Linked DNA regions of Mus musculus: all the other regions are linked to region 3. Evidence: chromatin loops called from intact Hi-C (ENCODE). Cell type or tissue: heart. All regions are shown on one strand. Region 1 has its middle 36 kb from the start of Prss55. Region 2 has its middle 14 kb from the start of Prss55. Region 3 has its middle 2.2 kb from the start of Mtmr9. Region 4 overlaps Xkr6 (X-linked Kx blood group related 6). Region 5 has its middle 2.7 kb from the start of Neil2. Region 6 overlaps Gata4 (GATA binding protein 4).

Region 1 (4,000 bases), 500 kb after region 3:
TTAAATCAGTGAATAAGAGCTTTAAAAATGTCTTATCCCTATGATATGGTGGCAAACACCAGAGTACTGGAGGTGCAGACCAGAGGGTCAGGGTCATCCTCGGCTAATACTGAGCTGATCTCAAATAAATGAAACAAAACAGATATAGTCATGTAATGTTTAGCTCAAACACTTAAATGCTACACTGAAATGCAAGAGTAATCAGGCAATCTGTGTTTTATTTTGTCTCATCCACCAGGAGAGTGAGAGAGACCTCAAGAGGTCTGGGGCAGCCCCTCTCAAAGTTTGGGTCTCAAGCTCTTTTCTGCTTCTTCGGGTAGCACCCATCATCAGGGCTTATGGGTACAGGAGAAGCCTCCCAGCTGTTCTATTACCCTGAAAAACAAAACAAAACAAAGCAAAACAGACAAAAACACAAAAAGCAAAACAAACAAAAACCCACAAAAACAAAACAAAACACCAGCAGCTAGGTTAGTGCTTCATTTACAGGTGGTGTATCTCCCTCGCCCCCTGCTGGCAACATCAGATATTACAGCTTCTTGGTCAGGTCTTGTCCTGGAAATCTCTGAGCCCTGAGTCTGAGACCACCCACCTTTCATCTGCCTGGGGGAAATCAGAAATGTGGATTTTTGTGAAGAAAATCACACTATCCTCTGTGTATCATAATTTCTGAAATATCACCTTACCTTACCCCAGTCAAGTAGGAATTTAGAGAAAATAGCATAATTTTCACCAATTTTATGTACCCAGAGTCTAGAAATTTCTAGAAACAAAAAAAGTTCATGACACTTGTGAGCTAACAAGACTCAAGCCCTTAAGAAGACAGAAACTCTAGGATTGGAGACAAGATAGATGCAGAAGGGTCTCCTCACATCAGAGCAGGAAGTCACTGCCCCAAAGAATTTCAAAGCCCCTTGCTTCTGCATTCTGGTTACCGTGGAACGTTGAATGCACACACACTCCATGTGCCGCTAGGACACCTAGGACACTAGGGCACATCAGTGCTATCTCAACCTCGTGACATCTATGCTCCGAGTGGAACGCTGACAGAGTTGTGAGCCTAAACTCACAAGCATCCTGGGATCTGCAGATGGGGAGAGCTGGGCTTGGTGGTTCCTCAACAGTTTGGAGGTCTTTCAGGAAAACAAGGTGAGATCGTGAGCCCATAGGTCTGGAAGTCAACGTTCATTTGGAAAGAATAAATAAATCACAATTAGCATATGTTGATAAAGGCTTTATCATCGGAGGTGGTTTTAGGCTCACAAGAAAGTTGAGGTATACAGAGTTCCCAAGTTCCCATGGGGTTCCCTCCATGATGAGCATTTCCCACTGGAGCAGGACCTGCATTGTTTGTTTTGACTTTTTGTGTGTTTACTTATTGTGGCACCGTCTCACTCTATAGCGCTGGTTAGCCTGGGAACCAGGCCAGCCTTAAACTCAGACCCACCTGCCTCTGCCTCCCAAGTGCTGGGATGAAAGGTGTGCACACCAAGGCCAAAAACTCAACCCAGGCTGTGACTGTACCCACAAAGGCCTGGCTGCCCCTGAGGCAATGGTATTGTGTGTGTGTGTGTGTGTGTCTGTGTGTGTGTGTGTCTGTGTGTGTGTGTGTGTGTCTGTGTGTGTGTGTGTGTGTGTGTGTGTGTGTCTGTGTGTGTGTGTGTGTGTGTGTGTGTCTGTGTGTGTGTGTGTGTGTGTGTCTGTCTGTCTGTGTGTGTGTGTGTCTGTGTGTGTGTGTGTCTGTCTGTCTGTTTGTCAGGGTCATTTTCCAAGAAGCGCTGCCTAGTGAGAGTGACTCCGAGACCCATCTTTCTCCTTGTCTCTGAAGCAATATTAATCTTACTCTGCCAAGGTTTAAAGTGGGTGCAGTTTGTACTACTATCCCTACGCTACCCTGTCCTCCACCCCAAAGACAACAACACGGCAGTGACTGCCCGGTAAATGAGAATACTAAAGGGGAGGCATCGTGAAGGAAGTAATTTGATCTCCTGAGATGTGAAGGCAAGGTTCAAAGTCAGTGGAACAGAACAAGAAGAACAGGAGGAAACACCACACAATGGCCACAGGCTGGTGTGAACGGTTCTCCGCAGAGGACGGCTCACCAGGTTTGAGTTCTGAGTTCCTGGGCAAGGCAAGGAAGCTCTTTGTGATCCAAGAGCTTTCTTGTTCAGTGGCCTGATTTGGACAGGGCTTGGAGGAGCCCTGAGGACAGTTTGGATGATTGATCACCCTTAGGGATCAGAATTCTAGTTCCTGCTGGGTTCATGAGTTGTGTTTAGGTAAGCAGTGCCCTCTACTGCTCTGTTGCTTGCATTGCAGTTCCCAGGGCAGCTACTTTGCCTGGAGCCTTGTCAACAGGGGAAAGTGGAACAGGTTAAGACACCAAGCATCTTCAACCAAAACAGAGGTTTCTGCACAAGCCACACACAGTGGTCTTCAGAAACCGGGAGTTTTGTGTCCGAGAAGTGAAGGGTTTGTGGACACCAAGCTAGATTAGGTCTATCTACATTGGCTGTCTTTGTTCTGAACATGCAGACATTTTCCCCCATTATTCCCTAAACAATACATCAGAGCAAATACTGACATAACATTCACATCATGTTAAGTACGATAAGTAGTGTATAGATGATTTAAAATATGCGCATGAGTTTCATGCGAAGAATATGCCATTTTCTATAAGGGGCTTGAATTTCTGGAGGTCTGGACCCCTGCCTGTGTGGGACCTTAGAATCAGTCCCCTATGGATACTAAGGGGTAACTATTTAGATTTTTGCATGAGATGAAAGTTAGAGATCTATCAAGATACAAACATATTTACATTTGCTGCATCGTCAAAAGCCAAAGAACTTTTGTCTACTTAGTTGGCTCCAGCGGACTGGGTAGCATCAGCTTTGGATCTTCAGGAAGACAGCACATCCAATCCCCCATTTAGCCCATGTGGATGGTTTCACAAGCTGTTTTATTGGCTTAACTAACCAATTAAGAATGCCTAAGCTTATATTTACGATATTCTCAGGGCTTAATAGTAGCAGGACTTTGCACCCCATGGCATATAGGCGCATTTTCTAGGAAGACTTTATCCTCCGGTTTCCAGTGAAAGGGTACCCTTGAGTTTTCACATCGAGTACCTAGGTGCTTGCTCCATGCCTCCCGGACTGGGAGATCTGTTCCCAGGAGCTCCACAACAGTAGTAGCTATGCTAAGTGTCCTGGATGAGGTGGCTCTTCATGAAGAACCACATCTATTACTGAAGGCTGTTTCCCCTCTAAGTCCCTTGCCAAGCTGAGGATGGGAAAGAAAGTGAGATTAAGAAAAGAAACCCACACTATTTAACCAGATCAGATGCCCAGAGGGTTTCTTGGAAACTCCCAGGGCATGGGAGCCATCACAAAGGATAATAAACAGAAAGTGCAAGAAGGGACAGCCCAGTGGCTTTCCTTTGATCCTGTTTCCTCTGCAGGGCTCAGGGCGCCTAGGTTCCACGCTGCAGTTTTGTTCTACTGTCTGACTGTGGCTTAGTGTGCAAACAGAAACCTCTTCCTCTGACCCAAGGCAAGCAGACCAAGAGGAAGCTCCCCAGGGACTCTGTCCTGCTTGTCCCCACCCTCCAGCGTCAGAAGGTCTACGGCTAGAGAATCCTGGTGCCCTCGGCTTCTGCTGAGTTTGCTGAGCTTTGGGTGGGGAACCTGGAAAGTGAAAAGCCACGTTTGACCTCATTAAACACACACGTGCTTGCACACACACACACACACACACACACACCCTTCTGACTGTAAATACAGGATTCCAACTCTAAATGAAACAATAAGAGCTGGATTCAATGAGGCTCCCGGGCAAACAGAGTGTTTAGGGTTTTGTTGAGATTCTATTGTGTTGACTGGAGGTTCTTAATACAGTAAGACAGCAAGAGGCTTCCTGTTATGGAAACAGGCAAACCCTGACATTCAGAGAGTCAATCTATACAGCAACTGGATAAACAAGCAAGATAACCATCAGCCAT
Region 2 (4,000 bases), 530 kb after region 3:
AACTGTGATTTAACACCACAGTACCCAAATGTGACAGAGACAGGATAACTGAGTTGATATCTTCTCCTCGCCTCATACATAGTCATGCTCATAGGCACACATGCAAAAGCACCCCTTTCTTTGAAGGACCCTGTGTAAGTCTACACAGACATGGGATGGAAACTGTATGTGGCAGAAACCCCAATGCCATATCCTTATCAAGTTAAGGCCCCCGTTCTCCTGAGGCAGACAAGGAGGTGAAAGGCAAGCAGGTGGGGGAAACTACAGGGAATCCTGAACCAAAGAACAAAGGGGTTCTGGTTGGGGGAGTCCTGGGAGCTGCATCAGGATTCCCAACGTAAGTCCTAGGACCTTTGGCATTTAAAAGAAGAACACAACAGTTAGCTGGGACTAAGCGGTTCACTTCCAGCATCCCAGAGGCTGGAGGAGCCAAGTTCAAGGCCAGAGCAAACTACATAGCAACACTTATCTAAAAACAAAACCCACACAACACAACAAAACAAAAAGTCAAAACAACCACAACCACAACCACAACAATAACAAAAAAATCTGAAAACAAGCCACACAACAAGGAGCAGTTAGTGACTGCCACCTAGTGGTGGTGAGCGGGGCAGCCGGACCGTGTACCCGAGGATCCAGGAGCCTTCACTGGCATCCTTGTCTTCTCTACTCCATCCTGGCGTTACGGTGATTCTGACCCTAGAGGTTCCAATCAAAGACATGTGCCATTGAGGCTCTGGGACGCCTGGAGTTAACTGAGACACTCCATCTCACTGTCAGAAGGCTGGGGCCAGGCTACACTGACCTGTCTTACAGGGAAGGACGCTGCAACCACTGACTTGCTAGCTTTCTTTACTGATCTGGGACACATTTCTTTTTCTTTCTTTCCTTCTTTCTTTCTTTCTTTCTTTCTTTCTTTCTTTCTTTCTTTCTTTCTTTCTTTTGTTGTTGTTGTTGTTTTGTTTTTGTTTTTGTTTTTTTAAGACAGGGTTTCTCTGTGTAGCCCTGGCTGTCCTCGAACTCACTTTGTAAACCATGCTGGCCTCGAACTCAGAAATCCGCCTGCCTATGCCTCCCTAGTGCTGGGATTAAAGGCGTGCACCACCACCGCCCGGCTGGGACACATTTCAAATGTGTACAGGCTTGAGGTCAAGGGCATTGAGGTCGACTCAGAAGTGAAAAAGCTGGATGCTGGGCCTGGTCCCATCCATCCAGGACCTCTGGGAGCAGCATCCCTCCGATAGCAGAGACCTCTTGCTTTAAGAGTGCCGCTACAGTTCACAGTGCAGCTAGTTGAACAGGTCAGAGCCGGTTTGTGGAACTGAGCAGAAGTTACTGCCAGACTCCAGTGGCCAGGCACAGCGTAGGACTACTATCTCTTTGCTCACTTCAGGTGCCCTGGAATTTAGAGGCCTGTTAAGTTCTCTTTGGGAGGAACTAAGTTCGGAGTAGTCTCCCGCAACGACAGCCAGTCTTGAACCACTCTGCCATCTTGTGGTCACATTGGGGAATGACAGCTCTACCAGGCCAGTCTCATCTCAGCAGCTTATTAGCTGCATCTGTACATAGTCTGCCCTTGACTTCCTCCAGGCTCCTTCCATTTGTGAGGTCTAAAAACCACTACCAAGGAGCTGCCCTCCTCAGGTCTGGCCCTTTTCCCCTCTGCCTGCACTGTTTCTACCTGTCACAGGCAGTGACATTTTTGTGCTGTTATCTGCCCTCCCCAGTAGCATGGAGGGCACGCATCCTGCTCCCTGCTTCATCTAGGTGGCTGAAGCAGACTGACGCGACTCAGCAAATGTTTGATGATTGAGTCAAGACCATTACATAGCTTTCTGTAGACACCCACTGTTTGGTGTATCTGAAGGTAGCTTTATGTAATCTCGTAGGCAGTTTTTCTGTGCAAAACTCTATTTCTGCCTTATAGGAAGAAGCTCAACAAATAACATTTCATGGCACATATTACAGGGATACTACCATTAATATTCAAAACCATACATATCTATACATATCTATACCTATGTCTATATATCTATACCTGTACTTATTTCTATATATATATACATATACAAACATACATACATACATACATACATACATGCATACATACTGGTCACACTTGATTTTCTCTGCCATTGTATGGCAGGTTCAAAGATGGACTTGTGCATTCTATTTTGAGGCCACTAGAGGACTCAGTAAAATAAGAGATTAGTTTAAGACCATCTCCTGAGTAGATACTCTGGGATTTTTGTCCCTTGCTTTCTCTGATTGGTACCTGAGAGGTTAGGAGACCATAAAACAAGACATGTTCTGGGGGGTGTGGACAAGGCCGTGTGGGCAGAGGGAAATGGGTAAAAAGGGTAAACTGAGGCAATAATCTAGAGACTCATCAGTTCTCAACATCGTCCTCTTGCTGCCTTAGTCTGCTTGGATGACTGGGGAGAGGGTCATTGTTGGCTTACATAATTCTGCTAGGCTCCTCCCAGGGACCTAGCAACAGCTTATGTCATTACCTGCTGCCATTATGACTGCCAGGTGTGGGCAGTGTATAAAAGGACTGCTCACCACCCCAGTTCTCTCTCTATCCCCATGGGTTCCGGGCCAGTCTCTCTCTCTCTCTCTCTCTCTCTCTCTCTCTCTCTCTCTCTCCCTCCCTCCCTCTCCCTCTCCCTCTCCCTCTCCCTCTCTCTCCTCTCTCTCCCTCTCCCTCTCCCTCTCCCTCTCTCTCTCCCTCTCTCCTTCTCTCCCTCTCCCCCTCTCTTCCCCTCTTTCCCTTTCTGTTCTTCTCCATCCCTCTGTCTCTGCTTCTCTGCCTGCATGGCTCTGTTCCCATCTGACTCTACCACTTCTCCAGGCCCTCACTCCCCTCTCTTCCCATAATAAACCCCCTTTATAAAACAGGTTTGCTGCATTGTGTGATTTCTCAGGGGCACCTTGGCATGGGCCCACCAGGTACCTGCCCCCTAGCCCCACCATATTATAGTTCATAACAATCATAGTGGATCCTAAACTCTCAAATTGGGCCTTCAACTGAAAATTCACTTCTGGAAGTCTGAGCTTTCACAGTCCTCCCTCTGTCCCTGTCGCCTGTGTCCAGCTGTCCCCCTTAAGGACATGAGCCACCCTGGGCTCAGTCTCTGTCATCAACTCATTGAACTGTAGTGACATTTTTAAAGACCCCCTGTGTTAGTACAGAATATGTGACAGAAAGCAACTTAGCGGGGTTTATTCTGGCTCACAGTTTAAGGGTACAGTCATCCTGGCAGGCCTGGTGGCAGGAGGCAGCTGGTCACATGGCATCCACAGTGGGAAAACAGATAATGGTGAACGCTGGTGGTCAGCTCACAGCCTTCTTAGTAGACAGGACTCCAGCCCTTGGTATCATGCCACCCACATTCAGGGTAGCATGCTTCCCACTTCAAGTAACCTAATGTAAAAACCTCCTCACTGACATGTTCAGAGGTCTGTCTCCTAGCTTCTATTTGCCCTGTTGGTTGACAAGCAATAGTAACCATTATAGCCCCTTCTCCAAACACAGTCACCTTGTGAGGTACTGGGGAGATGGTAGGACTTTATCAGAAGACCATCGGGAGATGATTGGTTTACTCCACCTCTGTCAAAAGCCAGCTTCAACATCACAGGGTAAACTGAGGCAGGCAGCAAAAGGGGTATGACATCGGCATTTGGTGCCAAACGATGCTGACTTTGGGCAATTTGGCTCTTTCTTACTCTTCTGGTACCAGAAGCCAGTGGCTTCTGCCAATTTTACTTCTGCTGAGAGCAGTGGGGAAATTAAAAAGGCTTAGGGACTTGGATTCTTTTCTCTTTGGCTCAAGGGGCCTCCTGGACAGGCAAGAGGTTTGGGGTTTGTTGACTTTTTGTGAACCAGAGAGAAAACAAAGGAAGATGGACACACACACACTGACCGGGCCTGACCACCTGTTTCATTAATTTCACAAGCGCACATGCATACTTATATACATACATATACCTACATACA
Region 3 (4,000 bases):
GAAAAGGCGAGACGAGAAGACGTCGCTGACCTGCCAGCCTCCACATGAGTGCTGTCCCTCAAGGGCTCTTCGTTTGCGCTACCTGGTAGTTGTCTCATGAATTGGTCACGAAGAGATGTCAAATGTAGGATGGAAGCGGAGGTTGTGATCGAAAAGTAGCATCTTGGTGTCTGGAAGAGACATGGGACAATCTATGCTTTAGACTCTTTGAGAGCGCCATGACTTTAACCAAGAACAGCATATTCTAAAAGGATGGAAAGAGAAACTGACTAATCCTCGCCCTGCGAAAGGACTCTAGTGTCTTCAGAGATAGTTCAGTTAATCTGTAGCAAAGCCTGAAATCAAGACCTTGGTATATTGGTCACGACTTCATAGTATCCCGGCTAAGTACAGTCTAGCTGAACTGCTCACGGACACTGCAATGACAGAGTTTTGCTGTTGTAATTTCCCTCTTCTTTTTTTTTTTTTTTAATTTTTTATTAGGTATTTTCCTCATTTACATTTCCAATGCTATCCCAAAAGTCCCCCATACCCCCCCCCACTCCCCTACCCACCCACTCCCACTTTTTGGCCCTGGCATTCCCCTGTACTGGGGCATATAAAGTTTGCAAGTCCAATGGGCCTCTCTTTCCAGTGATGGCCGGCTAGGCCATCTTTTGATACATATGCAGCTAGAGTCAAGAGCTCCGGGGTACTGGTTAGTTCATAATGTTGTTCCACCTATAGAATTTCCCTCTTCTTGCTTTCTATCCCTCTACTTTATCCCAGAATAAGAATTATGTTTGAGTCCTGGCCTGCTTTTACTGTGTTAGCAGTGAAAATTCTCACCACCCAGTCAGTGTCTACGAACAGCAAGGTAGCTGACTTCAGAGTGTGCAAAGTGAAGTTGACCAGATTGCACAGTGTTTGTCCTTGATTTTGTTCTTGTCTTTTCTAAAAACCTTCCCTTCCTAAATCACTCACTCCTGCGATCCAGTTTATCTGCAAAAGGAAAACAACCAGCAATGGATGCTGATGGACTGAGGTGAAGTAATGTGGAGGTGTTTTCCACACCGGATTTGTTTACTTTCCTTCCTCACTTGACTCATTGTATTAACTACAAATTGTGGAATGGAAAACTTTTAATCTGAAAAATAATGAAAAGTTATACAGAGAAAAAAATGAAAGTAAAGCCTTGAAGGGTAAGGCTCCCCGAATGGAAGATATCCAAGGAAGAACTTAGTGTCCAATTTAGTATATGCTAGAAGATAGAAAGTCTCCATGGATTCTGTGGCCCTTCTGGTTTTCTTGAAAATAAATTATGAAAACGTTATTTCATTAAGTTAAAATGTTTCATGCTCTATAAAGTCATAAATTAGGATTTTTTCCTTTTATTTGTTTTTTGCCAAGAGAAAAAAATTAGGTATCTTCTGAGTTGTTATAATGAAGTACCAGAAACGATTAGGAAATTAAATCACCAGTGATTTGAAGTTCAAAGCGTAGAAAGTTCACTAGCGCTGAGAAAACCAAACTTAGTAGTTAGGAATAAAGCCTGAGTAAAGAGCAAGAAACAGTTCCCCACATAAGCAGTAGGTGGCGGTAGAATTCAAAGTCAATGGGATATGCCTCTATTAAAATAATCCAATGATGTAGTCAAATATTAACTGTCCAAACAGTCAAGAAATAAGGGCCTCAGGGGATTCTGATAAGCCAAGAAAATAATAAAATTTATAATGTGTACAATGGATTTACTTAAGGACTATAAAGATAGCTCAATGGGTGCCTTAGCATTCTATTGTGAAGAGACACCATGACCACAGCAACTCTTTTTTTTTTTTTAATTAGATATTTTCTTAATTTACATTCTAAATGTTATCCCCTTTCCAGGTCTCCCCCGGAGACACTCTATTCTATCCTCCCTTCCCCTGCTTCTATGAGGATGCTCACCCACACACTCCCACCTCCCGGCTCTCACATTCCCCTATACTGGGGCATCGAGCCTTCACAAGACCACGGGCCTCTTCTCCCATTGATGTCCGACAACATCATACTCTGCTACATATGCAGCTGGAGCCATGGGTCCCTCCAGGTGTACTCTTTGGTTGGTGGTTTAGTCCCTGGGAGCCCTGAGGGTCTGGTTGGTTGATGTTCTTTTTCCTATGGGTTGCAAACCCCTTCAGCTCCTTCAGTCTGTTCTCTAACTCAGTCTGATCACATCAACTCTTATAAAGGAAGGCATTTAATTGAGGGTGTCTTTTGGTTTCAGTGGTTCAGTCCATCATCATCATGGCAGAACATAATAGCACACAGGCAGACAGTGCTGGAAAAGGAGCTGAGAGTTCTACATCTGGATCTTTAGGCAGCAGGAAGCTCTAAAGAGCTGCTGGTCTGACTTGAGCATTTGAAACCCCAAAGCCCATCCCCAGTGACACACTTCCTCCAACAAGGCCACACCTTTCAAATAGTGCTAATCCCTATGCTTTCAAATATTTGAACCTATTAGGCCATTCTTATTCCCACCACCACAATGGGTAAGGAGCAAGTGTAAAGACCTAAGGTCAAAACCCCAGAACATATACAAAGAAGAAATCTGAGTCTAAAACCCCAGTGCCAGAGAAGGGGGACAGAGACAAGAGGATCCTGAGGGTTCACAGGCCAACCACTGTAGCAGAAACAGTAAACTCTGGACCAACCAATGAGAGAAACTGACTCAAAAATAAAGTTCAGAGGACTCAAGAAATGCACCTGATATTGACCTTCAAACTCCCAGGCCCACACAGTAATATACACCTGCACACACACACACACACACACACACACACACACACACACACAGAGAGAGAGAGAGAGAGAGAGAGAGAGAGAGAGAGAGAGAGAGAGAGAGAGAGGACACACCATAAAATTGAATTGAAATATTAAGGAGCACTGGGAGATGCCTCAGAGATTGAGAGTAGTCACTGCTCTTTCAGAGGACCCAGGTTCACTTCCCAGCACCCACATGGAAACTCAAAACTATCTTTAAGTCCAGATGCAGGGAATCCAGTGCCATCTTCTGGCCTCCAAAGGCATCAAGCAAGCACAAAGAGTACTACATACATTCAGGTTAAAACACTCATACAAATAAAGTGAATGTTTTTTTAAGAAAAAATTTTAAAGGACTTCGTCATTGCCTTGCAGGTACTACTATTATCTTTATTCTCAAGATTAAAATGGTACAGGTGTATAATCAGAAAAATTTCATCCTGAGAACTACAAACAAGAAAACGTGATTGTTGTCTTTCTGCATCTGATTTGTTTCCCTTTACATGATCCAAAGTCCATCTACTTTCCTGAAAACACTAATTTCTTCTGCGCATATGAATAAAAGTGCATTGAGAGTGTCACTTTTTTTTTATCCATTCAGCTATTGACAGATGTGGCTGATTCATAGCTTAGCTATTGTGAACAGTCTACAATAAACATTGATGTGCAAGTCTCTCTGTGGTATTTTGATTGGAAGTCCTATGGGCAGATGGTCAAGACTGGTCTAGCTGGGTCATTGTGGTAATTCTATTGTTAGTTTTCTTTTCAGTTATTATTTTATTTTACCTTTTAAGATTGATGTCTTATATGACATGACACAGGCATGGGTTAGGTGAGAATTCATACATTGAGGATTCTGGTGATTGAACTTAAGTAATCAGGCTTTGTCAGCAGCCATCCTTTCCTGCTGAACCATCTTGATGATCTCACTGTTAGATTTTGGAGGAGCCACGTACTGTTTTCTGTTGCACTTGAACTAATTTACATCCCCACCAGCAGTATAGGAGGGCTCTTCTCCATCCTCAAATGCATTTGTTGTTGTTGTTGGTGGTGGTGGTGTGTGTACGTGTGTGTGTACATAGATCTTCTTGTAGAGATCAGAGGACAACATATAGGAGTTACTTCTCTTATTTGGGTGGGATCAAACTCAGATGGACAAGCTTGGTGGCAAGCACCTTTTCTGCCTAAGTTATTTCAGCTGCTCTACACCCAGCTTTTT
Region 4 (4,000 bases), 250 kb after region 3:
CTTTGGTTTCTCTGAACATCTTTTACCTTCATTATACAAATCTTGCACACCTTATTAGATTTATATCTAATCATTTCATTTTGGAGTATATAAATGGAATTTCTATTTTGAATTTTCAGCTATCCATAAGTTAGCTACAGAAACAGTATTGATTTCTGTCTGTTCACCTTGTTCTTAAGGTGTTTCCACGTCCGTCCTACACGTGGGCCTGTGCCAGCTGTTAGATCTTCAGCCTAAGCCTCTGCCAGCTAGAGATGGGTGTACTCCCTCTGCGATCTGTTTGTATCTTCTGTTTACAGTTCACCGTCTTGCGCTGGTGACCCGGCTGCTCCTCCCATCATGAGGTGGGATGAGGGTGAGAGTGGACACCATTGGCTTTGCCCCTGGTCTTCCGACAGAAACATTCAGCCTTTACCATTATGCGTGGTGTTATGGTGTGGGTTTATTAGTGTCCGGCATCTTCATAAGATTCTGGAAGTTTTGCTCCAGGTTTTGCTTGCTGTGTGTTTTTATTATGAATAGTTGTTGGATTCTGTCAAAGACATTTTCTGCCTGGGTTAATGTGCTGCGTGAGTTTTGCTAATGACAGAGTTTGCATTCATTGAATTTGAAAAATGGAACCAGCCTTCCATGTTATGATAAACTCCATCTGGCTCTGGCTTTGGTGTACCATATATATATGGATGTATATGTATATATAATATATGTATATCTCTATATATATAATATATATGGTATGTATATTATATGGCTAGATAAGATAATATATTATTGGATTTGACTTGTATACTAGTCTCATCTGTATTGCTATGATTATGCACTTTAACCAAAAGCAACTTCGGGGAGGAATAAGTTTATTGGCTTACACTTCCAGGTCACAGTCCATTACTGAGGGAAGTGAAGATAGGAACTTAGGCAGAAACTTGAAGCAGAAGTCATGGAGGAATGCTGCTAGCGGCTCCTGGATAGCTGGTCTTCTTATACAGCCCGGCACCACCCGCCTAGGGAATACTTCCACCTATAGTGGCCTACACTAATAAACAATCAAGACAATTCCCATAGCCATGGGAGCTAAAGTCAGGGGGAGGTGCACACCTAGTCAGCAGCCACCTACCTGGTGCACTCCCTTGTTTTCATAGAGACTTTACAATCCAGGCTTTCATGGCCCTTTGTGTGTGTGTGGGGGGGGGCAAGATGGTGTGCATTCATTACTTAGCTTCTCCTGGGGCCCTACTCTAGAACAGGCATCTTATAGATAGGAAACCAGGCCTCAGAGGATAGGCAGATTGTAACGATCAGAACAATGTGGACTGTGCTCGAGAGAAAGAGACAAATGGTCTGCCTGAGAGCTGTGCAGGTCTGGACCCAAAGCCAGACTGCCCGGGTGTGGCGTGGTATTCCACTCAGTTATTTATGCAGCTGGGTAAACTGAGGAGCACGCCTTTGCCTCAGAGCTCCAGTTGGCAATCTGTGAGGTGAGGGGTTGCTGCAGACCCCTTGTTGCGAGGATTAAGTGACTTCATGCTCTCCACTCACTAACTCAAAACGATTGCTCAGAACCTTTCCGCACACTCAAATGCAGGTTACCATGTGTAAAGTGTGTGCCATACTTTGAACACCGTGAAGCCACACTTGAGAAAACAATGACATAAAGTACTGGCACGAGTTCAAACCTTCTCTTGTGTGTAAACCTAGGGTAGGGGAGGATAACGATAGGGGTTGGGGTGAGGGTGGAGCCTAGGGAAGAGATCCGCTTAGCGGCCACGCAGCCCTTCCGTGTTCAGGCAACTGCAATCTCCTGGCTCTTACACTGATTGTTGTGAGATCTGGTACTCCTAGAGGAGACACAGGGTGACAGGAGGTGACATAAGAAGAGGAGATAGTAAATCCAGGAACAGCCCGGTGGGCGTCTTCTCTCCTGGGCTGCCTTCCTGGTCCAGCTTTCTCAGTAGGGGAGAACTCGGCACTCACCATGCCTTCAGTTGGAACCCCGGTACAAATTGACCAACATGCACTGCAGCTAGCAGGTGGCCCCTGCATCCAGCACTGCCGCATAGGAGGGAGCAGGCCCTAAGGTATGAGATCACCGGTGTGGCGCCTCCTTTTTGCGACGCTTAGGGTTTGGCGCCACCTTGTGGTCACGGGAGGAAGACACCTGCACAGGAGATAGGCAGTCCAAAAAGCTGAAGGGGGATCTATCTCTGATCCCAAGGCTTGGAACGCCTCAAGGACTCAGGGGAAAGATGTGGCGTCCTGTCACCGGCTCATTCCCTAAACCTCCTGGGACTGATAGGGAGGTAAAATCTATGCAGCTCAGTGAAGAATGTGGCATCCCATCTGCTCTGGGCGATGGCCTGATCCATGCTTCCAAGAGCCATCAGGGCCCTGCACACTAGAGAAAGTGTCTGGCCCCGTACTGAGAGGGCCACTTTACAAGGCAGGTTCAGAACACTGTCGTATAGATTTAGGGGCCCCTACACACACACACACACACACACACACACACACACACACACACACTTTCCCAGAATGATGGAGACAAATCAGTTTAGACTCTTGTCTTGGCCTCCTGGTCTATCAAGTGAGCTAGGCTATGTCTGTATCCAGAACTAGTTTATTACAAGCCAGCAAACAAACATCCCTCTGTTACTAACTGGAGACCAAGACTAAAAGATGGAAGAGAGAGTAGCCACAGTACTCAGGAAACGGAGCATGAGAAGTTCAAGCTTATTTTGTCTACGTAGCAAGTTCAAGACCAGCCTGAGATATATGAGACCCTGTTTCAAAAATTTAGAGCTGGGGAAGGGAGGACCACATTTGCCCAGTGAGTGTTTGGAAGTCCCAAGCTCCACTCTCTTTGCTCTCATCCCAGGGCAGAGGCCGTGGGGTGCTGACTACCAGAAGGTGTGACATCCAAGCCTAGGCGTCTTGACCCAGGGGACAGGTTCTGGCTTTCCTCCCGCCTCCCTGGACAGAGGGGGTTTCTTTCTGCACCTTGGTACAGAAGGAGTGAAGCGGATGCTGGCATTGTTACCCGCGATGGCCAGACTGTCTCTGGTACTCGCGGATACAGCACGTGGGCCACTCCTGAGAGCCGAGAGGCAGAACTGTGTTCTGAGCATAGTTGAGCGAGGGGGGGGGGGGGCGTCACGGGCCTCTCTGTTGTGGGCCACTGCATCTGAGTCGGGCTGAGTTTGAGCCAGGGAATACTGCTGGTTGATGAGATACGCAGCTACCACTGCTCCGCCAGACATGCAGCTGCTCTGTTTCCTGAAGCATCACTCAGAGTTGGCTGCTTCATCCCCTCCCACCACTAGGAAGACAGTGGCTCCTCCCAGGGTCCTCCCCTGCCGTTAAGGTGTTGTGAGTATGTGGTCCTGCCTGGAGTCCTCAGCCCCAGAGAACAGGCCTTCCCAGCCTGCTTCTTCCACAGGCACTGACCCCTGCAGGGAGATATATCAGGGTGCCGTCAGCTGGTCTCCACGCACACAGGGCTCCTGTGCTCCAAGGGGAGGCAAGGAAGACAGATGAGGAAGAGGGTCTGGGAGAACAGGACTGCTGTTGAGATACTGGAGATGAGGTGAGGCCCTGACACCCGAGGAGGGCTGGGGAGATTATTCTGAGCACTGGGAAACTGGCTTCAGAGGGGAGAAGCTGCCTGTACCTTAGAACCTTCCAAGAACACTGGCTGTCTTGTGAGGAAGAGTTCTCATGGGGCAGGAGTGGGCAGCGTGCGCCAGTGAGGAGGGGCCGATGTCAATGCTGTGGAGAGGGTCGAGAGGATTGTCCAGCAGACTCGAGTGAGCAGTGCCTGAGGGCCACTGAGCCTTGTGAGGGTTGTCAGCCCTGTGCCCTGTCTGTACAGTTCCAGCTCAGGAATATGTGTCACTGTGTGCATGGGTCCATTCTTGATCCTGACCTACAGAGTTGTGCTTCTGACCCTTGTGTTTGGACAGGACCCTACCCAAACAAGTCTGCCTATATCCTGGCCCCTTCCTAC
Region 5 (4,000 bases), 350 kb before region 3:
TCAAGCTCTTTCTCTGGGAAATAACTCTGGGAGCACCTTCGCCTACCCTCCAGAGTCACCATACCTCTGAGTTATCCCTCCCCATCTCAAGTCTCCCCGTTTCCTCTCCCAGGCTTGCCTGGGAAAGAGTGGACTGGTACTGAGAATAGGCAAGCGCTCAGAATCCAAAGGTCTTGAGTGGCTCAGGCCAAGGCAGACATTTCAGTTTCTCCACACCCTTCGCGAAGGTTTTTTTGTATGGGTTTTGTATTTTTGAGACAAAGCCTGGCTAGTCCTGAACTCGTGCATGAACCGACAAAGTTAGTTCCTTTAGTACTGGGATTTTTAAACACGGCTAGCACACCTGGCCTGTAACACTTTTAAAGAGTGAGATTTATTTACTTTTGCTTTGTATTATTTTAATCATCTTTGAGTTTATACTATACGCTTTTAAAACGTTGTGTATTGAAGTGTTTTCTTAAGAGATTAAAGATGATACCAGGTTATTCAAAAAATAGGTCGCCAAGAACGGTTGGAGCCAGCACTGTACAGGATGTCAAGAGACCTTTGGTGAACTCCGTGGCCTTCGGAAGTGGCTAAGGTGTCAGTCTCTGAACTTGGCCGGCATGGGGGAGACAGCCCTGCTTCAAGGAGGGGTTCAGCTAGCCTTCTACCATATCGCTGACTGTAGGGCAAGAATAGGAAGTAAGGAGAGGAGGCCTCTAGTATCTCAGAGGTACAAAGCTCCCCTCAAGGCAGAGGGTGAGCTTGAAGGTGCGACATTTGCAGGAGGGGGTCCCTTCTTTTTGTGTATATAAGGACCGGGGCATGTGTTCCCACTTTCGGTATCTGGCATCTTGGGAGACTCACATCTTCTGCAGGATACAGTATGTCCCTGTGGCAGCTTTCACACACACACACTCCTACCTACCTATAAGCCATATCCTAAAGATAAGCCTTGCCTTATCTGGTGGAATTGGAGCTGTGCACCTAAGAGATCTCTTCTGAGCCCAAGGGACTTTGCAGCTGAGAAAAACCAACAGCTCACAGTTTGCTGCTGTCACTTATAATCACAAGTACAGTTTACTGAACACACACCTTGTGCAAGTCACCATGGAAAGTCTTTAACCAGTCTGACTGCTTCATTAGCTGTGAGAAAACAGTATCTAAATCCGGTCTTTAAATGGAACATCTGTGTCATGGTGTTACAGACATAAAGCCACACTCTGTAAACCCTGATACGTATATGAGTCACCCAGAAACGCTTAAGTGTAGGTTATGAGAAATCTGTCACAGGACCAGAGATGTGCCTTTCTGGCACTGATGCTGCTTGTATATTTATTAAAAGACCACACTCTGGCTTGGAGAATGGATCTAAGAAGTCACATTTGTTGAGGGAATGCTTGAGATATTAGTTAGGAAACATTCACAAGCTAAGGATTGTTCAACTCAGGCTGTGCAGGGGCTCCACAGATAGTAAGGTTCTTATTCCACGGGAGTGGAATTCTGGAATCCAAAAGACAGGTTTTACATCTTGGTTCCGTAGTACTTCTGTGATTTCCGACATGTGACTTGAAACCTGTACTTTTGTGTGCAAACCATGTTTGCAAAGACGTACAAATGTTTCCTTCAAGCTGGCTAAAGCTGTCAGTGTCTGGCAGCAGTAGTGCTCAATAAACACTAGTGCTTTTGAGTAGTAGAATTTGGTTGTGTGTTGATCTCAGATCAAGGGCTTGAAAACCCTGCTAACGGAGCTGAAAGGGGAGAAGCGAATGTCTGTGCCCCCACGTGGTGAATGCAAGAACTGCATGCACAGTGCTTCCTGGAGCTCTCCCTCGTCCTGTGGAGGGGCTCTGGAACCATAGGGAAGGTCACTGGATGGCAGCACTGGAGGATCTGGTCCTTCAGGTGACCTCTGAGGCCACTATGATCTGTGCTTCCTTTTTCATAACTTGGTTGTTCTCATTCAACTCTCCCAGGCTGGCCATGGGTGACCTTTGAGACAGTTCCCACATTCTTAGCAACTAGACCCCTAAACGCTCATAGAGTGTAGACTTGTACCTCCAGGAAGGGGATAGAGTGATTGTCAGAAATTATCCAGTATTCATTAAGCTACATAAGGCTTTCTTCAGGCTTCATTTGGCCCACCAAGCACTTGGGCACCCTAGACAGACTTGAATTGGCTAATCTAACAGACTTCCAAACCTAGACTATACCAGATTCTCAAAATAGGCTTTCTTATTAATTTATTTGAGGCAAGGTCTAGTGTAACTCAGGCTGGCCTTGAACTTGCGATCCTCCTGCTTCGAGAGTGCTGAGGTACCAGGCATGTACCACCACACCTGCTTTATACGGTGCTGGGGAATGAACCCAGGGTTTCCTGCATGCTTTACCAATTGAGGTACATCCCCAGCCTAAACCTTTCTCATCTAAGTTACTTATCTCAAGTGTTTGGTTATGGCAAAGGAAAGTTGACAACTGCAGTCAACATGCCAAGCTTTGGGGCCAAGACTTCCTCCTAATCGTCTTGCAGCCCCACATTCAGGGCATATTCGGTGATGAGAAACTTGTGGCCACTAACATCTATCCAACCAAACACAAGCACAGCTAAGCTGCCTCCTGCTCAGAAGCCAGGGCCAAGGCTTACCCAACTGCACAGCGACTTAAAACTGGGTTGCAGGAAGTTTCGTTCGTGCTGGTGGCATAACCATAATGCAGTGTGATTTCTTATGTACACTTGCCCATTGAAAAAGCCATTTATTCTAAGGACATCATTTTTCATCGCCCCTCACCCCAACCATGTTCTAACAAGGGAGTGTGTCTTTGCCGTTGTTGATAATGCACAGTGTCTGCCCCCAGGCCTGTCTCATCTTTTATAGTCTCTTGGATAAAGCAACTCAGGCTTCCTTAAGTGTTGATTGATTGATTGGGGGAGGCAACAAGTCTGCTGATCCAGGAGGATGAGTTACCTTAGTTGGAGGGAGGTACCAATTATGAGAATACACAAAAAGAGTTCTGAAACCCATTTCCAAAGAGAAGTAATGTAAATGTTTTAAGCAAAAATGCCCTAATCCAAAACCATGAACCTCTTCTGGCTAACAGTTTGGGATCTGTCTTCTTACTAGGACTCATCTTACCTGGCTGACAGTAGCTCTCAGTCTAATGGCTTTGGCTATTTTTTTTTTAAAGATTTATTTATTTTATGTAGGCGAGTACACTGTCACTGTCTTCAGATACCAGAAGAGGTCATTGGATCCCATTACAGATGGTTATGAGCCACCATGTGCTGGCTGGAAATTGAACTCAGGACCCCTGGAAGAGCAGTCAGTGCTCTTAAATGCTGAGCCATCTCTCAAGTCCCCAAGCTATTCTTCTTTTTTTTTCTTTTTTAAAAATTAGATATTTTCTTTATTTACACTTCAGATGTTATCCCCCTTCCTAGTTTCCCCTCTTCCCTCCCCCACCCCTGCTCCCCAACCCACCCACTTCTGCTTCCTGGCCCTGGCATTCCCCTATACTGGGGCATCGAATCTTCACAGGACCAAGGGCCTCTCCTCCCATTGCTGGCCGACTAGGTCATTCTCTGCTACATATGCAGCTGGAGCCATGAGTCCCACCATGTGTTTCATTTGTTTGGTGGTTTAGTCTCAGGAAGCTCTGGAGGTACTGGTTGTTTCATATTGTTGTTCCTCCTATAGGGCTGCAAACCCCTTCAGCTCCTTGGGTACTTTCTCTAGCTCCTTCATTGGGGACCTTGTGCTTTGTTCAATAGATGGCTATGAGCACCCACTTCTGTATTTGTCAGGCACTGGCAGAGCCTCTCAGGATACACCAAACTATTATTCTTTTGAGAGCTGAAAAGTTTTTCTTGGGTTACTTGAGCAGAGAGAGCACTTACCACACAAGCCTGAAGACCTGAGCTTGATCCCTGGAAGCTATAAAATGGTGGAAAAGAGAGAACGGACTCCCGGAAGTAGTTCTCTGACCTCCACTGGGGTCCTATGGCATGTGTGCCCATTAA
Region 6 (4,000 bases), 340 kb before region 3:
ACACTGGGACCCTTGCTCCTCATGTGCTCTCCCTGCTTTCTGGTCTGTGGTACTCTAAAACCTCCACAGTATACTGACAGCCCTACCCACTCCTCCATGATTCCTTTGCCACAGGGAACCAAATCCCTATGAAATCATAAGCTAGAATAACTCTGTTATCTGTTAAGCAATTTTTTTCCCTAGCTCTCGTGGTCCTAGTAATTGCAAAAGTAACTCATGCTGATTATTGTTCCTTTGGAGTGTGTGTGATGGAATGTAGAGGTATTTACACTGTAGGAGAATTAATACTGAAACATATAAAGAAAGTACAGGTCACTAGCAGAGTTGTGGGTGTGTCGTTTTATTCTGTCCTTTGTAAGACTTCCAGTGTTGACACATGTTTTTGCCTAGTTGAGGTCAAGCTGATATGGTCAAGCCTATCTTGCTTTGCTATGTTTGCTTACTGCCCTAATGTGTTACCACATTGGAAGTGTATTATAAACTCCTCCCATCACACTGTAATTGTCCATCATTGAAATGTTTCCTCACCTTTCGCTTCTGCTCTTCAATAGCTGCTTAATCCCTGCCTAGTTTCTGGCATTTGTTTTGTAAATATGGGTCTCTTTGTATGTAAATCTATGAGTTTCTGCTTATTACTCTGAATTCTATTCTAGAAGGAGATTGTCTAGGTCAGGGAGACTAGAGTTTTGTTTACATTCTTAAATGAGTCGTTCTTAGTTTTCCCACATGTGACAGTTAGCTTTAACTGTCAACTTGACACAGAACTATTGCGAACTGAATTACCTCAGAAGAGAGTCTCAATGAGAGTCTCAATGAGTCTACATGGGATTGGCTGTGAGCATGCATATGGAAGATTGTCTTAAGCTAATTGATGTGGAAAGACCCAGCCCAGTGTAGGCAGCACCATTCCCTATGCAAGGAGTCCTGAACTGTGCAAGAGTAGAGAAAAGGAATGCAAGCAAGCAAGCAAGCATGGATGCACACATTCTTTTCTCTCTGCTCTTGACGGTGGATGTGATGGGAACTGTTACCTCAAGCTCCTGCTCCTGGAACTCCCTACAGTGATGGGACTGTAACTTGGAATTGTAATGTAAAGTAAACCCCTTTCTCTCTTCTGTTTCTTTTTGTCAGGGTATTTTATCACAGCAACAGAAATGAAACTAGGATCCCATTGTAACCATATGCATGATCTGATATTATTGTTTGCCCTTTTCTTGGTATATGGAGCATATAATAAAGACACAGACCAAAATCCTTAGTGCCTTAGAGTCAATCAAATGTAAGTGTCAGCCCTCCACCAGAAGAAGGCTGTCACCCTCTGCCATCCTTCCATTCACTAAACCTTCCCCTTTATCTTCCATGTCTGCAGAATTCTACAACTGGCGGAGCCCACATGTCCCTTCTCATTGTCCAAGTGAGAGAGGTAGGGTTGGTTTTCTCATTCCCTTTGACCTATATTAAGCCTAGTTAAAAGCTTCCAGAATTCTCTCTGACTCATGCCATCTACTTTTTTTTTTTTTTTTTTGTCCCTAAGCATAGCCACCTTGGTCTCCATATTACCCCTTTCCTGATACCAAAGGCAATGCTGAGTTCTCCGGGAAAGCCAGTGGTACCCCTTAAAAGTGGACCCCTTAAAGGTCCTTCCCTCCTTTAGCCCCAGGTCTGGGGTTTGCCAGCTCTGCTGTTCAGTAATCCGTACTAAGAGAACGTTGGCTGGAAACGGATAGGGCACCCTCCTCATAACTCTGGGTACATAAACAGTCATTTACACCTGCAAACAGGTAGCAGTGTGTCTATGCCAAGCAAACAATATACAGGTGTGAGGGGCCGTTTGCTCAAGCCAGGGAGTTAAGTCAGCACAGAGGCTATTTTTACACCTGTGTCACACTGAAGGCCTTTCATCAAGGTCACCTGCCTCTAGAGGTGACTCTTGCCCATGGCCTGCTCTCTACTGGGCCACCACCAGCACCAGCACCAGCAGCTTGTCATCTGCAGCCTGTCAGCCTGGCTCTTTCCTCTCAAGCCCTCTCCTGAGAACAGTAGAAAGGTCAGGAGTTCCCAGAGCCAGAAGCCAGCAGGGCTGAGAGGGAGTTAGCAGTAGGCTTTTGTTCGCCATGAACACTAGATGGCACTACAGTCTCTAAATGTAACCAAGACCACAATGTTTCTCTAATAGGTTCAACTCCATACTCTCCCTTTAAAGATGCTCATGCCAGTTTCTTTCCCCCTCTGGTTCATTTCAACTCTAGGGTAAAAACCCCTTGTGATCCACTGCTGTTTGTGAGAAGGGAGATCCCGCTTTCCCGCGCTCCCTCACACTTTGCCCATTCCTGTACATGCATATCAAAGGAAATTAGCGGAGTCCATAGATGTGTCCTCTCTGGTGCCTACTCATCCATCCCTGCTCTGAGAACTCAACACAAAGGCTGACTTGAGGAACCCCCTGCGAGTGCACCTCAAAGACCAGGCAGTGCCTTCTAACAGTGGTTTTCCTACCCAGGTGAAGTCATTGGACATTGATGAATATGCATTCATCACCCAGACACATTTAGCAAACATCTGTGATTTAAACAAGCTGACAGATGCCACAGGAGCTAAGAGGGTGCCTAGGTCTCAGAATGCTAGTGGTCGGGGTTAACAGACTGGCCCTGAGAATCAATAGTGAGCGACAAGATGACTCATTCCATTTTCAGAACTGTCAACTGGCTGTGGACTTCGTGGCAGATACCGTTGGCCTAGGATAGGAATTGTGGAAGTCCCACCCAGATAGACCTGTTAGTGCCACTCAGCAGCCAAAGGAGGGGGCAGGGCAGGAAGCAAAGACCATGTTTCCTCAAGACGTCTAGCCAGGCATGCCTGTGTATGGAGTCCACCACAAAATCTTACTACCCAACCACTTCGGTGAAATGTTACATGGGTATTTTATTTTTTAAAAAAGACTTGTTTTGTGTGTATAAGCACTTTGCCTACATGAATGTATATGTACCATGTGTGTGCCTAGTACCTGCAAAGATGAAAAGGCATCAAACCCCCTGGAACTAGAGTTACTGATGGTTGGGAGCTACCGTGTGGATTCTGGGAACCGAACCCTGTTACTCTGCAAGAGCAACAAAGTGCTCTTACTCACTGTGATGTCTCTCCAGCCCCTATAGGGAAACCTCAAGTGATTAATACAAAGGCGATGTAATGGAGGTGCAAGATGCTGACTCTGACTTGCAAAATGAGAAACAGAACATGCAAGGTGCCCTGCAGCATGGTGGCAACAGAGGCGGCCAGAAAGCAGCTTTGCTGGGACTAATTGTGGGGGCTTCTCTTTTCAGGAAAGCGCTGCTCTATGACATCATAACTTCTTTTTAAAATTCTCATTTTGAAAGAGAAGAAATATGATTCCCAAGCAAGCACCACCTGGGTTGGGGGAGCTTTTTATGCTCTTATGTAGGACACAGAAATAAATCCCCCTTCCCTCTGAGCTGAGGAACTGGAAGAATGCAGCCCATCTCTGCTACTTAGTACTTACTCTGGGGGAGAATGGGTGCCCCAGCTACGATCCACAAGTCAGTACTTCTTACTCTTTACCCCATAAAGTGCAGGGTGTACCTTCCCAGAGGGCAAGTTGAGGGCTCAGCCGTGGCTCCAGCCTGTGACAGCCTGCCTAACACTCCCACCCCTCCCCAGTACAGGTTTGGTCCTCCCACTGGGGGGCGGGGCAGTGGGAATTGACCCTAGAGAGTGGGTCAGCATCTCCCTCTGAGATGAGATAGACTCTGAGAGGATAGTCTTGTAATAATAGCTGCAAAGCATTTTGCAAACAAGAGAGAAAATGTCCAACAATGGCTGTGGAGTGCTCTGTAAACACCCAGTGGGATACCGATGATGGATTATCCTGAGGTTGGGGCAGAGGGGCAGGGGGCAGGGAAGGCAAGGGACAGAGGAACTAGGGAGAAGTTGAGGACACACACGAAAGAGAAGACTTAGAAATCTGATGCTTTCTCTAGGCATA

The links. Peaks named below come from ENCODE experiments on the same cell type or tissue, not always from the same donor. Only the 100,000 strongest peaks of a DNase experiment are listed, where the experiment ranks them.
Region 1: it touches region 3 in a loop (2.3-fold over the local background); 8 of 42 quality-filtered maps call a loop at or near these places.
Region 2: a loop joins it to region 3, with 7 times the contacts of the local background. A loop is called at or near these places in 6 of 42 quality-filtered maps.
Region 4: a loop joins it to region 3, with 9 times the contacts of the local background. A loop is called at or near these places in 31 of 42 quality-filtered maps.
Region 5: a loop joins it to region 3, with 2.3 times the contacts of the local background. A loop is called at or near these places in 6 of 42 quality-filtered maps.
Region 6: a loop joins it to region 3, with 3 times the contacts of the local background. A loop is called at or near these places in 6 of 42 quality-filtered maps.

Annotation. Positions count from the first base shown.
Region 1 is chr14:64,047,111-64,051,110 of GRCm38, forward strand. No RefSeq gene overlaps it. Among named protein-coding and RNA genes, the nearest start is that of Prss55, 36 kb to the right of the region's middle. In heart, CTCF peaks have their summits at 515 (motif pointing left) and 2,302 (motif pointing left); DNase peaks (open chromatin) are centred at 501, 2,191 and 3,581; H3K27ac peaks cover 720 bases.
Region 2 is chr14:64,069,457-64,073,456 of GRCm38, forward strand. No RefSeq gene overlaps it. Among named protein-coding and RNA genes, the nearest start is that of Prss55, 14 kb to the right of the region's middle. In heart, CTCF peaks have their summits at 599 (motif pointing left) and 1,503 (motif pointing left); a DNase peak (open chromatin) is centred at 1,465.
Region 3 is chr14:63,544,203-63,548,202 of GRCm38, forward strand. No RefSeq gene overlaps it. Among named protein-coding and RNA genes, the nearest start is that of Mtmr9, 2.2 kb to the left of the region's middle. In heart, a CTCF peak has its summit at 1,564 (motif pointing right); no DNase peak of the experiment used is centred here; H3K4me3 peaks cover 444 bases; H3K27ac peaks cover 350 bases; H3K27me3 peaks cover 374 bases.
Region 4 is chr14:63,793,255-63,797,254 of GRCm38, forward strand. All of the region lies in intron 1 of Xkr6 (X-linked Kx blood group related 6), which reads left to right. Among named protein-coding and RNA genes, the nearest start is that of Gm41175, 31 kb to the right of the region's middle. In heart, a CTCF peak has its summit at 2,137 (motif pointing left); a DNase peak (open chromatin) is centred at 2,137; H3K27me3 peaks cover 1,835 bases.
Region 5 is chr14:63,194,205-63,198,204 of GRCm38, forward strand. No RefSeq gene overlaps it. Among named protein-coding and RNA genes, the nearest start is that of Neil2, 2.7 kb to the left of the region's middle. In heart, a CTCF peak has its summit at 1,778 (motif pointing left); a DNase peak (open chromatin) is centred at 1,777; H3K4me3 peaks cover 266 bases; H3K27ac peaks cover 872 bases.
Region 6 is chr14:63,205,180-63,209,179 of GRCm38, forward strand. All of the region lies in intron 2 of Gata4 (GATA binding protein 4), which reads right to left. Among named protein-coding and RNA genes, the nearest start is that of Neil2, 14 kb to the left of the region's middle. In heart, a CTCF peak has its summit at 2,116 (motif pointing right); DNase peaks (open chromatin) are centred at 2,012 and 3,692; H3K4me3 peaks cover 307 bases; H3K27ac peaks cover 1,053 bases.